2 separate regions of the Homo sapiens genome follow, and region 1 is linked to region 2. Evidence: chromatin loops called from intact Hi-C (ENCODE). Cell type or tissue: adrenal gland. All regions are shown on one strand. Each heading gives the region's core, and the rest is flanking DNA. Links, peaks and the distances in the headings are about the cores only.

Region 1 (5,382 bases), core at 65-5,064, 76 kb before region 2:
TTAGAAATGTCACATTGTCCTGGTTAGCCAGGACAATGTGAGTCCCTGTAGCTGTAATTGTGTCTAGAGGGGTGGGTCTGAGGGAGCGCTTTCTGTACTGTCTCCCTGCCTAGTGAGCTCCAATGCCTGGCATCAGCTTTGGACCAGGAAAGCCCATTTGAACTCTGGTGTCAAACTTACCTTGGGCAGGTCATTTATCCTCTCTGGATTTCAACTTTCTCATCTGCAAAACGGGGAAGAGAGCTGCCAATACCTAGACACTGGGAGGAAGGTACCTTGGCGTCTCATGCTTGAGAGGTGCTCTGCATCTGACTTCTTTCTAAAACACCTTCTGGAAACTGCTTTCTAGAACACCTTCTGAGCCAGCAGTGAATCCCTGGTGAGCCTGCTAGTGAGTCTCAGTAATTTGGAAGGTCACTGAGAACACCATGCTATTTAATTCAGATCATGAGAAAAACTGCTATCTCTAGAAAAGTACTCCTTCTCTGGTACAGTTATTTCATCAACCTTTCATTTTTTTCCTTCTATCCAAATTTTATACTTTCATCTACTCTATTCCTACCTCAACTTCTTCAGAAACTTCAAGTCCCACCACAGGTCCTGGGACACAGTCTATTCTCACTTGGATCCTGGGCCAGTGTGGACACTTGGGAGGCTGTTTAATCCCTTGATCTCATTCCATAAAGAAACACATTTAAATCACCTCCCATCAATTTTTTCCCCAATTGAGGTAAATGTAAAATGAGTTGTAAAAAAATATGTAACATTCTTTCTCAAATGTATTCTCCAAACATTAGGAAATAATGCAAAAGAGGCCAAATGAAAGTGTGATATAGTGAATACGGTTGCAGAGAGTCTCGCTTAATTTCACATTCACTTATTCACCTGCAGGCAGCTTTCCTGAGCAGTGCTGTGGTCCACACAGGAAGGTCTTACCGGCCGCAGTCCTAGACAGAAGTTCCCTGTGTGCAGGCCTCCTTGCATTGACTGTACGCTGTGTGTAACATTTAACCTTTAAGACGTATTGGAAGCAAGTTCTACTTTATGTCAATGTCCTGAAAAGGAAAGGAACTAGAAGTAAATCAGGGCTATGCTGGAGTGCTACTTTGGAATCACGAATGTTCAAGATGGAAGGAACCAGGGCACTCCCACAACCCCCTCCTTGTAGAGGAGACCCAGAGTCATGATGTGCCTCACCAGAATCACATGCCAGTTAGTGCCAGAACAGATAATTTTTGTTCTTGAGTGACAACTTATGACTAGACAATTCTCATATTAAAACCATTTTGTAAGTCAAGTGAATTGAAGACATCCAATTTGTCCATTTTTTTGGAGAAATTTGAGTTATCTTATTAAATGCTAGTATTAACTGAGTTTTAACCAAGGATACTTTAGTGAAAATAATGTGTTGGGTAATAAAATTTTAAATCTCATGCCAAATTGATTAACACACATCTTCCTTGCTTAGTTACCTACCTGGTAATAAACCACTCTTAACAGTAAGTGCCTGTTAGGGTAAAGCCCTGTGCTAAAAGCTTTCTTTCATTTCTGCATTCAATTCCAGCAATATTAGCTAAGCATCCGTATCTCTTTTTTATAGTTGAGGAAACTGAGGTTCAGAAAAGAGATAACTTGCTTGTGGTCCCACAGTAGTAAATAGCAAAGCCTTTCTAACAGGTATGCTATGCCACCTCCAAACACACATAGAATTCTTCTAGCATCGACAGAGGTGTCCCATCTGTGCCCTAGGATATGTATCCTTCTATACTCAGTTCTAAAGTAAAGGTGTAATTTAGGTTCTAGCTTGGGGCCATCACAATTTCCCTCTCCCATTGCCCTTAAGAAAGTAGCTTTGTGTGCTTAGGATTTGGATTCTGACTGTTCCCTTGTTAAGATCATGGGGTGACATTTGGCCTTGTTGTTGTTTTTTTGAGACAGAGTCTTGCTCTGTCGCTCAGGCAGGCTGGAGTGCAGTGGCGTGATTTCAGTTCACTGCAACCTCCTCTTCCTGGGTTCAAGTGATTCTCCTGCTTCAGCCTCCCGAGTAGCTGGGATTACAGGTGTGCACCACCATACCCAGCTAATTTTTTGTATTTTTAGTAGAGACGGGGTTTCACCATGTTGGCCAGTCTGGTTTCGAACTCGTGACCTCAAGTGATCCACCTGCCTCGGCCTCCCAAACTGTTGGGATTACAGGCATGAGCCACCACACCCAGCCCTGGCCTTGGTTTTAAAATACACTTAACCCAGTACTCCTAGAGGGCTGGAGCTCTGCAGGAATGGCACAGGCAGCAGGCAGTTGGGACTTGGTCAACCCCTAACCATGTAGCCTTCCTGGAGGACTGAGAGCCACAGCAATTAATAAGGGAGCAGGGTGCTGGGAGCAGTGGCTCACACCTGTAATCCCAGCACTTTGGGAGGCCGAAGCGGGCGGATCACGAGGTCAGGAGATTGAGACCATCCTGGCAAACATGGTGAAACCCTGTGTCTACTAAAAATACAAAAAAAAAAAAAAAAAATTAGCTGGGCGTGGTGGCAGGTGCCTGTAGTCCCAGCTACTCGGGAGGCTGAGGCAGAATAGCGTGAACCCGGGAGGTGGAGCTTGCAGTGAGCCGAGATTGGGCCACTGTACTCCAACCTGGGTGACAGAGTGAGACTCCATCTTAAAAAAAAAAAAAAAAGGGGAGCAGGGAAGGGCACAAGGTTGTTGGAACCTGGTGCTGATGCTTTCCTACAAACAGGCACCTGTTTCACTGGGAACATTGTCAAGGGGAAAGCACACAATTTGCTGAAAAGTGGTAGCTTGGTTAAAACATTGTCAAATTCATCCAAGGGAAACCTGCATCTATGCCCATTATTTGAACAAAGAACACCAGTAGGAATGTGTGGACACAATCATTTAAGAAATATTTGTTTATGAGCCAATGTGGGATTTCAATCCCGACTCATCCCATCAGGGGTCCCGTTTTCAGATTTCAAATGCCATCTCTTTGGTGAGGAGCAATTTTCTGGCAAAGGTCTGAGGTACCCTTTGAACCTGCCCTATCTGACAGAAGACTCCATCAGCTTATAACTGAGACTAATGTGAGTCCTGGTTCTCGTTATCATCATGTTCTGGCTCCTCCCTGGCACTGCTGGTGATGGGAGCAGGACGGCTAGGGCACAGGCCAGTGACAGGAGGCTCTGCTCAGAATGGTTCCTTTACACATAATCACTACTTCCTCTGGGAGCTCTGAACAACATTCTACACATTTCATCAAGGAGAACACCCAGACAAATTCCACTCTCTTCCCACTTGACCTCATTTTTAAAACAAGCAGTTTCACCCACAGATCCACTCGAGTGCAGTGTGTCATCTCCCTCTGGGCCTTCTATGCATTTGCTCATACTGGTTCCTGTATGTGGAATGCTGTCTTCCCAGCACCTTCAGGCTCCAACTACTGAAACCCAGATGGTCTCTGAATGCTCAGATTAAAAGCCAACTCCTTTACAGTGCTTTTCTTACCCACCCTTGCTAGAAGGGTTCTCCCTCCCTGGACTCTCATGGTAGCTGGTTTATACCAGTTTACGGCAGTCACCACAACCATTTTACACAGAAGGCACATGTGTGTATGTTTGATCCCAATTCAGTAGAGGCTCCTGCGAGGGCCGGTTGTTTTCTCACAGATCCCTGTTTGCTCAATACACCTAGCTCAGTCCTCTGTACCAAGCACTCTCCCAGTGAACAAGGTCACATTCTGCAAAGGCCTGGCCAACAGAGTAACATAAATGGGGCAACAGACAGGGTGGTAGGTACTGTTCAGGAGAGTCCTGATTATGTGAGAAAGGGAAGCATTACAACTGGGTCTCTGTCACCACTACATTAGCCATTCACTGGATCCTGCACTGCTTGTTCCTACAATTTCCACCCCAGAAGTCTTCCTTGATCTGATCAAGAGTCGAATCCAGACATCCTCTGCAAGCTATAGCAAAAACTGGCCCAGGAACTTTCTTTTCATGAGCCATAAACATACCGAAGAAAGAGAGAAGATAAGGACTACAAAAATGTCAAGGATAACAAAAGCAGGTTTTAAATCTATGCCTGGAGTAAGAACTAATGGCCAATGAAGCAATGCTGAAGAGCAGAGCAAAAAACTGACAGCAACCACTATTTGGCTCCATCTGCTCCACTGAGGACAATCATTTCCAAATTAAAGAGTGTAAAGAAAAACCTGGTTAGGATTTGAAGTCCAAGAGTGATAAGGGGATAGCAGGAAACACCTGTTTTAAACGAGTTCTCATGAAAGACATGTCAGTCGCTGAAACAACCTGTGGATATGACTGCAGAATTGTTGTCAGAACTCCAGGGAAACAATGAACGAAGTCCAGATACTGATAATCACTGCCCTATTTTCCAAAGTAGATTCTAAAAACTCCAGAATGGTGAACTTAATGTAAAACTCTGGCAAAATCAGGAATAATATAGACGGTGAACATTTGACTCCTAACAATTGCTGATTTCTTTTCAACACTGATTTAACAAAGAAAATGTCACACGAAATAACTTCCTTCCCTTTTTTTGGATAGGATTACTAGAGCAGCCAACCAGGGAAATAACAGTGAAACAATAGCTTACAGCTGAAAGAGACCAGTGGGGTGAGTTGAGATTACAATCCTGAAGTTATCACTTACACTTTACTCTGAGCTAGATGGGGTTCCAAAGGCTTTATATATACAGTATCATTAGTCATCTATTTAATCCTTACAAGGACCCTGTAACATAGAAACTAACATTACTCCTATTTGGCAGAAGAGAAAACTAAGGCAAAGTTTTCTTGCCAAAAGGTCATACAGGTAGGATTTCAACCCAGCCAATGTGGTCTCCAAGTTGTACTTCTCATATTAGTCTACAATGCCCTTCACATGATTAGCAAGGCTGCCAAAAATAGAGGGAGAAATGGGAATCCTCCCTTTTCCATACAAGAAAAAGGACAGCAGAACACATCTGCCCTCTCTCTCGCCTCTTATCCACTCACTTCTCTGACGGGAGGAGGGAAGACTTTGATTGCTGCTTGGGAGGTGCAGCTAAGCACACTTTCTTGGCATGGTAAGGTCATCAGTGTAGAATCTGCCACAAGGGGAGTTTACAATTTAAGGTAGGTAAATTCCAGGACTGATATTTAATATATTTTAATAATCACTTTATCACCAGACCAACCCTCAGAGCAACCACTGGTGTGCTACTGAGCCCTGGTAAGTTAGGTTAATAGAGTTATTAGCAAGGGTTAATTAGAGAGCCACACTGTGGTCTTAGTTTCACCAATCCAGCCTTCTTAGTAAGACACATGCTATTTTGATTCCTACTGGTCTAATTTCCAGTATTTTTTCAATTTGTTCTGAACT
Region 2 (5,382 bases), core at 139-5,138:
TTTATTATGGAGTATTTGAGTGCCTAGACATCAAAGTTCACCCTATTCCGTCCTTGGGAACAGTGCCACCAGACTGGTCTATCATTGGTATATTCTACCTGAAAGCCCTAACAGGTAATATGCAGGTAAGCAAGGCCCTTTAAAATAACAGCACATGTCATCTCTGCTTCTAGGGCAGCTGGGATGTCTAGCAATTTTTTTTAACCTTAAAGACCTTCAACCATTGTTTACTATAAAGGTAAACCTTGATCTTTTTGATGGGCTTACTGCTATGATTTCTGGTAGTGAGCACAGGCACCAGGGCCTGCAAATTTCTTGGATTCATAGCAACAGGGGTGAACCACCAGCAAGGTCTGGTGAGGGTGTCTTTGATCTCCTCGGAAGCCTCATCTACATATTTTGGGTAACAGGGTACCAGGGCTTTGGAGATGTACTGAAGGACAGCATAAATCTGAACCACATGACCACTACCCTTCACACGAACATGGATGTCCATTCCAGCAAGCTGTTCCTTGTCCAGAAGCAGACCTAATTCCAGTAGCTTGTATTGCAGTGTGAGCAGCTTGATCATCTCCAGGGGCCCCTCGTTCATCCTGATGAAGCCACTGCCACATCTGCAGAGCACCACAGCTATGGCCATCTCCTTGTATGTGAAGATCTGCACAGACTGCAGCCAACGAGTCCTTAGATGGCATGTCTCCAGGCATAGGTAAGAGCTCCTCATTGCACCATGCCACAACAGGAAAAGGTGTCTAGCAATTTGTATGGTCTGAGAGCTGCTGGTGTTCTACTCCTTCAGCTGGAAGCAAGGCAACTGGCCTTCTAAAGTCTCCTGCCCAGGTAAGCTCTTCATTTGTGAAACATTATGTATTCTCAGGCTATCAAGGCATACTCAGCTTCACACAGCCATTAGCACATATTATAGGACTGGTTATATTTGAAAGGTACATATGTATTTAGAGAAACATTCAGGCACGTAATTGCTAGATACCTACACTATGTGCCAGATAAACATGGCAGACACTATGCAAAGCACTATACAGGTACAACCTCATCTAATTTTTAGGAATCAAGAAAACAGAGGCAAGGAGCCAAGGAGAAATTGTAGTTGTCCAGGAAGGATCTGACATGCTATGGAAGGCTGGGGCAATGTGGGGAAGGGGAATAAGCTTAGAAGGACAGAGAGTATGAATGAGTAATACTTGGTGACTGACAGTTGAGCAAAGTTTGGTAAAAGCATGGTTGATGAGAGAGGAGAACACAAGCATTGCTTCCAGCTTAATGGCTTGGGCAAACTGGCGGAGGATGGTGCTCCTGACTACGTTGGCCAACAGGGGAGGTATGTGGGGCACCCAACGATGAAAAGTTATGAGTCTGGAGCTCAAAAGAAATAGATGGGCTAGAAATAAATATCTAAGGGTGGATGGTGGGTGGGTGGATGGATATTTGAATCCATGGGGCAAGTAGATCATGCAATGAGATTTGGTCTTCTGACAGTACTTTGCAACTGTTTGCCTACATTTTAAATTTAATACGCCAGTCCCATTTCTTAAAAAGATGGTAAGTTCAAGCCTGAACTCTGTACCAGGGGGTCAATGAAAAGTACTTACCTTACTGTCACTTGTCACATCCAACTTCCCTTGGGTCACACTGAGCCTATTCTAAGCCCTTGCAAAGGAAACAAAAAGAAGCTGCTTTTGTTCCTACTCCTTGCAAAAGGAAGAAAAGGCAGCTGCTCTGAAAATGAAACCATCACAATATTTATCACATTCTCCTAGAAACATGAGGTCCTGGGATAATGTCTTTATGGGTCTCTCTGGAGAAGCTCAAAGGGCACCTGTTTCAAAGGGCAACTTCCTTCTTGGATGAAGCATCTTGTAGAGAAGACAATCAATGGCCAAGGTAGGTAACAGACACCAAGATACTACACACGCCTCTAATGGTTCCCTTAAAGCCTGAGCTTAAGCAGTCTGGGCTCTACTTCAATCATATTCTAAACATCTAAACCAAAAGACTGCAATTGCAAATAACAGGGAGACAAATATTCAAAAGGCTTTTAAGCAACATTTTCTGCTACAGGCAACTGCTGATGGTTCTTATCTGAGTGCAGTCTCTTAACTGATGTGATTACTTGAATATTCAAAATAAATTATCATTTGAGGAAATTATCAATTGAGTTCTCCAACCTAATTTGTGCAAAGTATACAAAGGCAGTGATACCTTAAGCTGAAATTAAAAGACGGTGGAGAAACATAATAAAGATTAGTTATGCAACCCCCCAAACGAAAATGTCTTAAAAGATTTTAATTCAAGCCTGTGTAACATAAATAAGGCATATAACACAAAAACACATTTCTTTTTTAAAACTCAATCTACACGCCCACATTTTATAACTGTTGTTTGGGTGTGAGGGTGAGTGAGGAGAGGGAGAAGCAAAGTTAAATGTGTAAAAAATGGGGGAAAATCCTGCTACAATACAGCATTTTTCAAAGGGACACACAGTCTAGCAACTGTGTATTCATCTCCTCTATAGCATGTCTCTGAAACCAACAGTTGTTTTATCACCTGTTCAGATTCCATGTGAATATATAAGCCACCCCATGAATTTTGTGATTCTCTTATTTTAGGAATGCTGATACTTATAGCCATTACAATGTTGCCAAACCTAGTGTCCCACACCCAGAAAGAAAACTCAGTTCTGAAAGAGTCTAAGGATCCTAAGAGAACTGAAGGTGGTGGCAGACTTGTCTATAGCCTGAACACCATGGCCCAGCACAGTGGCCCTTAATGGGGCCTTGTATCAAAATGACTTAATGTCATTCTCTATCAGAATGTTTTCAAAATATAGTCACGCATCGCATAATGACCTTTAAATCAACAATGGACCACATATACAATGATACTCCTGTAACATTATAATGGAGCTGAAAAACTCCTATTGCCTAGTGACATCATAGCACAATAAAACATTTGTGGTGATGTTGGTGTAAATAAACCTACTGCATAGCTAGACCTGTAACAGTATCACACATAAAATTATGGACAGTACATAATGCTTGATGCTGATGATAAAGAACTATGTCATTGGTTTATGTATTTGGTATACTATACTTTTTTATCATTAATTGAGTGTACACCTTCTAATTACATATTTTAAAAAGTTAACTATGAAACAGCTTCAGATAGGTCCTTCAGGAGGTATTCCAGAAGAAGGCATTGTTGTCATAGGAAATGACAGCTCATGTGTGTTACTGCTCCTACAGACCTTTCAGTGGGACAAGATGTGGAGATGGAAGACGGTGACATTGATGATCCTGCCCCTGTACAGACCTAGGCTAATGTGTATGTTTGTTTTAGTTTTTAACAAAAAAGTTTAAAAAACTTTAAAAGGAGAAAAAAAGCTTGAAGAATAAGGATACGAAGAAATAAAATATTTTTTTTGCAGCCATACAGCCTGTGTTTTAAGCTAAGTATTATTACAAAAGAGTAAAAAAGTTTAAAAAATTTATAAAATAGAAATGTTACAATAAGCTACAGTTTATGTATTAAGGAAGAAAAATATATATTAAAATAATACATATTTTTAAAAAAACTTTTATTATAAATAAGTAGAGATGGAGTCTTGTGATATTGCCCAGGCTGGTCTTAAATGCCTGGTCCCACCTCAACCTCACAAAGTGCTGAGATTACAGACATGAGCCACCACACCTAATCAAAAAATATTTTTTATAAACCTAATGTAGCCTAAGTATACAGTGTTTATAAAGTCTAGAGTGTACAGTAAAGTCCTAGGCCTTCACATTCACTCCCCACTCACTGACTTACCCAGAGCAACTTCCAGTCCTGCAAGCTCCATTCATGGCAAGTGCCCTACATAGTTGTATCATTTTTTATCTTTTATATTTTTACTATATCTTTTCTTCATTTAGATATACAGATACTTGCCACTGTGTTACAGCTAGCTACAGTATTCAGTACAGTAACTTGCTGTACAGGTTTGTAGCCTAGGAGCAATGTGGTATATCATATGCCCTATGTATGTGGTAACCATCTAGGTTTGTCTAAGTACACTCTATGATGAACACACAACAACAAAATTGCCTAAGAGTACATTTCTCAAAAAGTATTCCCATTGTCAAGCTATACATGACTTGTACGACTTGTACACCTGACTTACATTTTCACCCAAGGGAGATCAGGCAATCTGGAGATAGAGGCTCCCTAAAGAATGTGAGTGTCTTTCCCTCCCGTCTGCATTTCTCTGAGCGTATATACCTTGTAAATCAAACCAGATGGGGCTAGGACCGGGTAAGGAAACCAATGCTGGATGCCCTTGGCCAGTCATACTAATCCAGCCACACTAGACCAGTCAGGCTAGTGAACACTGACTCAACTGGGCTTTTGAACACTGATTTCTTACACTAACAATTGTAAGCTATTCAGTGTGTACGCTTCTGATTTTCCCCAAAAAAGAGGTTTAAGTTCAAAATATCTAAAATAAGGAGTAATGGAAGAAACAAACGGTCACCCTTTCAAGTATTGATCATAAATGTTATTCCCTATTAGCTTTCTTTATCTAAACCTTTATTTAGTTACTGTCAACAGAAGCTATATGTTGATTATACCGTCAGCCTCCCAGAATGTAACGATGAATAAGAAACTCAACCTTGTTTCCTCTCATGTATCTAAAGCTGCAAATACAAAGATCACTACTTAGGTCTGACAGGTGTACAGCACAGCAGGGTGGCCAAGATTAGAGTCTTTAAGCCAATCTGCCTGGGTTTGAATCCTGCCTCTGCCACCTACTAGCTGTGGATATTTGGACAAGTGACTTAACCTTTATCTTAGTTTCCTCATCTGTAAAATTGGGGTCCCTACCTCGTGGGCTTTTGTGAAGCCACAATGAATTAATACATGTTGAACACTTCAGAAAAGTGCCTATTATGTGGTACCAAGCAGCTATATTCAGTACCCATAGAACAGCTTTGTTCTCTTTAAAATTTGCAGAATATTCCGTTGCCCAGCTGTAGCATGATTTATTCTTTTCAAGGACATTTAGTCTACTAACTCTTCCAATCTTTTGCTATTAGAAACAATGCTTCAATAAACATCCTATATAACAGAGAGACGTTTTTACTATGCTAATTAAATTAAGTCAGTGCCCCACCTAACTTTCATGTACAATACTGATAGTTTTAATACCCTCCAAAGTAGGCACAGGATTATCACCTTCCAAGTTCTACATAGATTCTAGGGTCTCAAGGAGGTAGAGTGACTTACCTGCTGAAGCCCACGCAGCTGTTAAGTGGCAGAGGTGGAACCCCGCATAGGTGCAGGCTGCCAACCCAATCTGCTTCCCACAGCTGTCCTTACTTAAAAGAA

What was found. Hi-C counts contacts between places; a loop is a spot of excess contacts. Peaks named below come from ENCODE experiments on the same cell type or tissue, not always from the same donor. Only the 100,000 strongest peaks of a DNase experiment are listed, where the experiment ranks them.
Region 1: it touches region 2 in a loop (10-fold over the local background); 3 of 110 quality-filtered maps call a loop at or near these places.

The regions. Positions count from the first base shown.
Region 1 is chr6:53,260,817-53,266,198 of GRCh38, forward strand. It overlaps LOC124901332 (a long non-coding RNA gene), which reads right to left and starts at 1,987. Exons shown (of 4, transcript XR_007059612.1): 1 at 886-1,987. In adrenal gland, for the core only: no CTCF peak of the experiment used is centred there; no DNase peak of the experiment used is centred there; H3K27ac peaks cover 1,268 bases.
Region 2 is chr6:53,336,674-53,342,055 of GRCh38, forward strand. The region is part of intron 1 of ELOVL5 (ELOVL fatty acid elongase 5); the gene reads right to left. It also overlaps the pseudogene RPS16P5. Among named protein-coding and RNA genes, the nearest start is that of ELOVL5, 9.6 kb to the right of the region's middle. In adrenal gland, for the core only: no CTCF peak of the experiment used is centred there; no DNase peak of the experiment used is centred there; H3K27ac peaks cover 328 bases.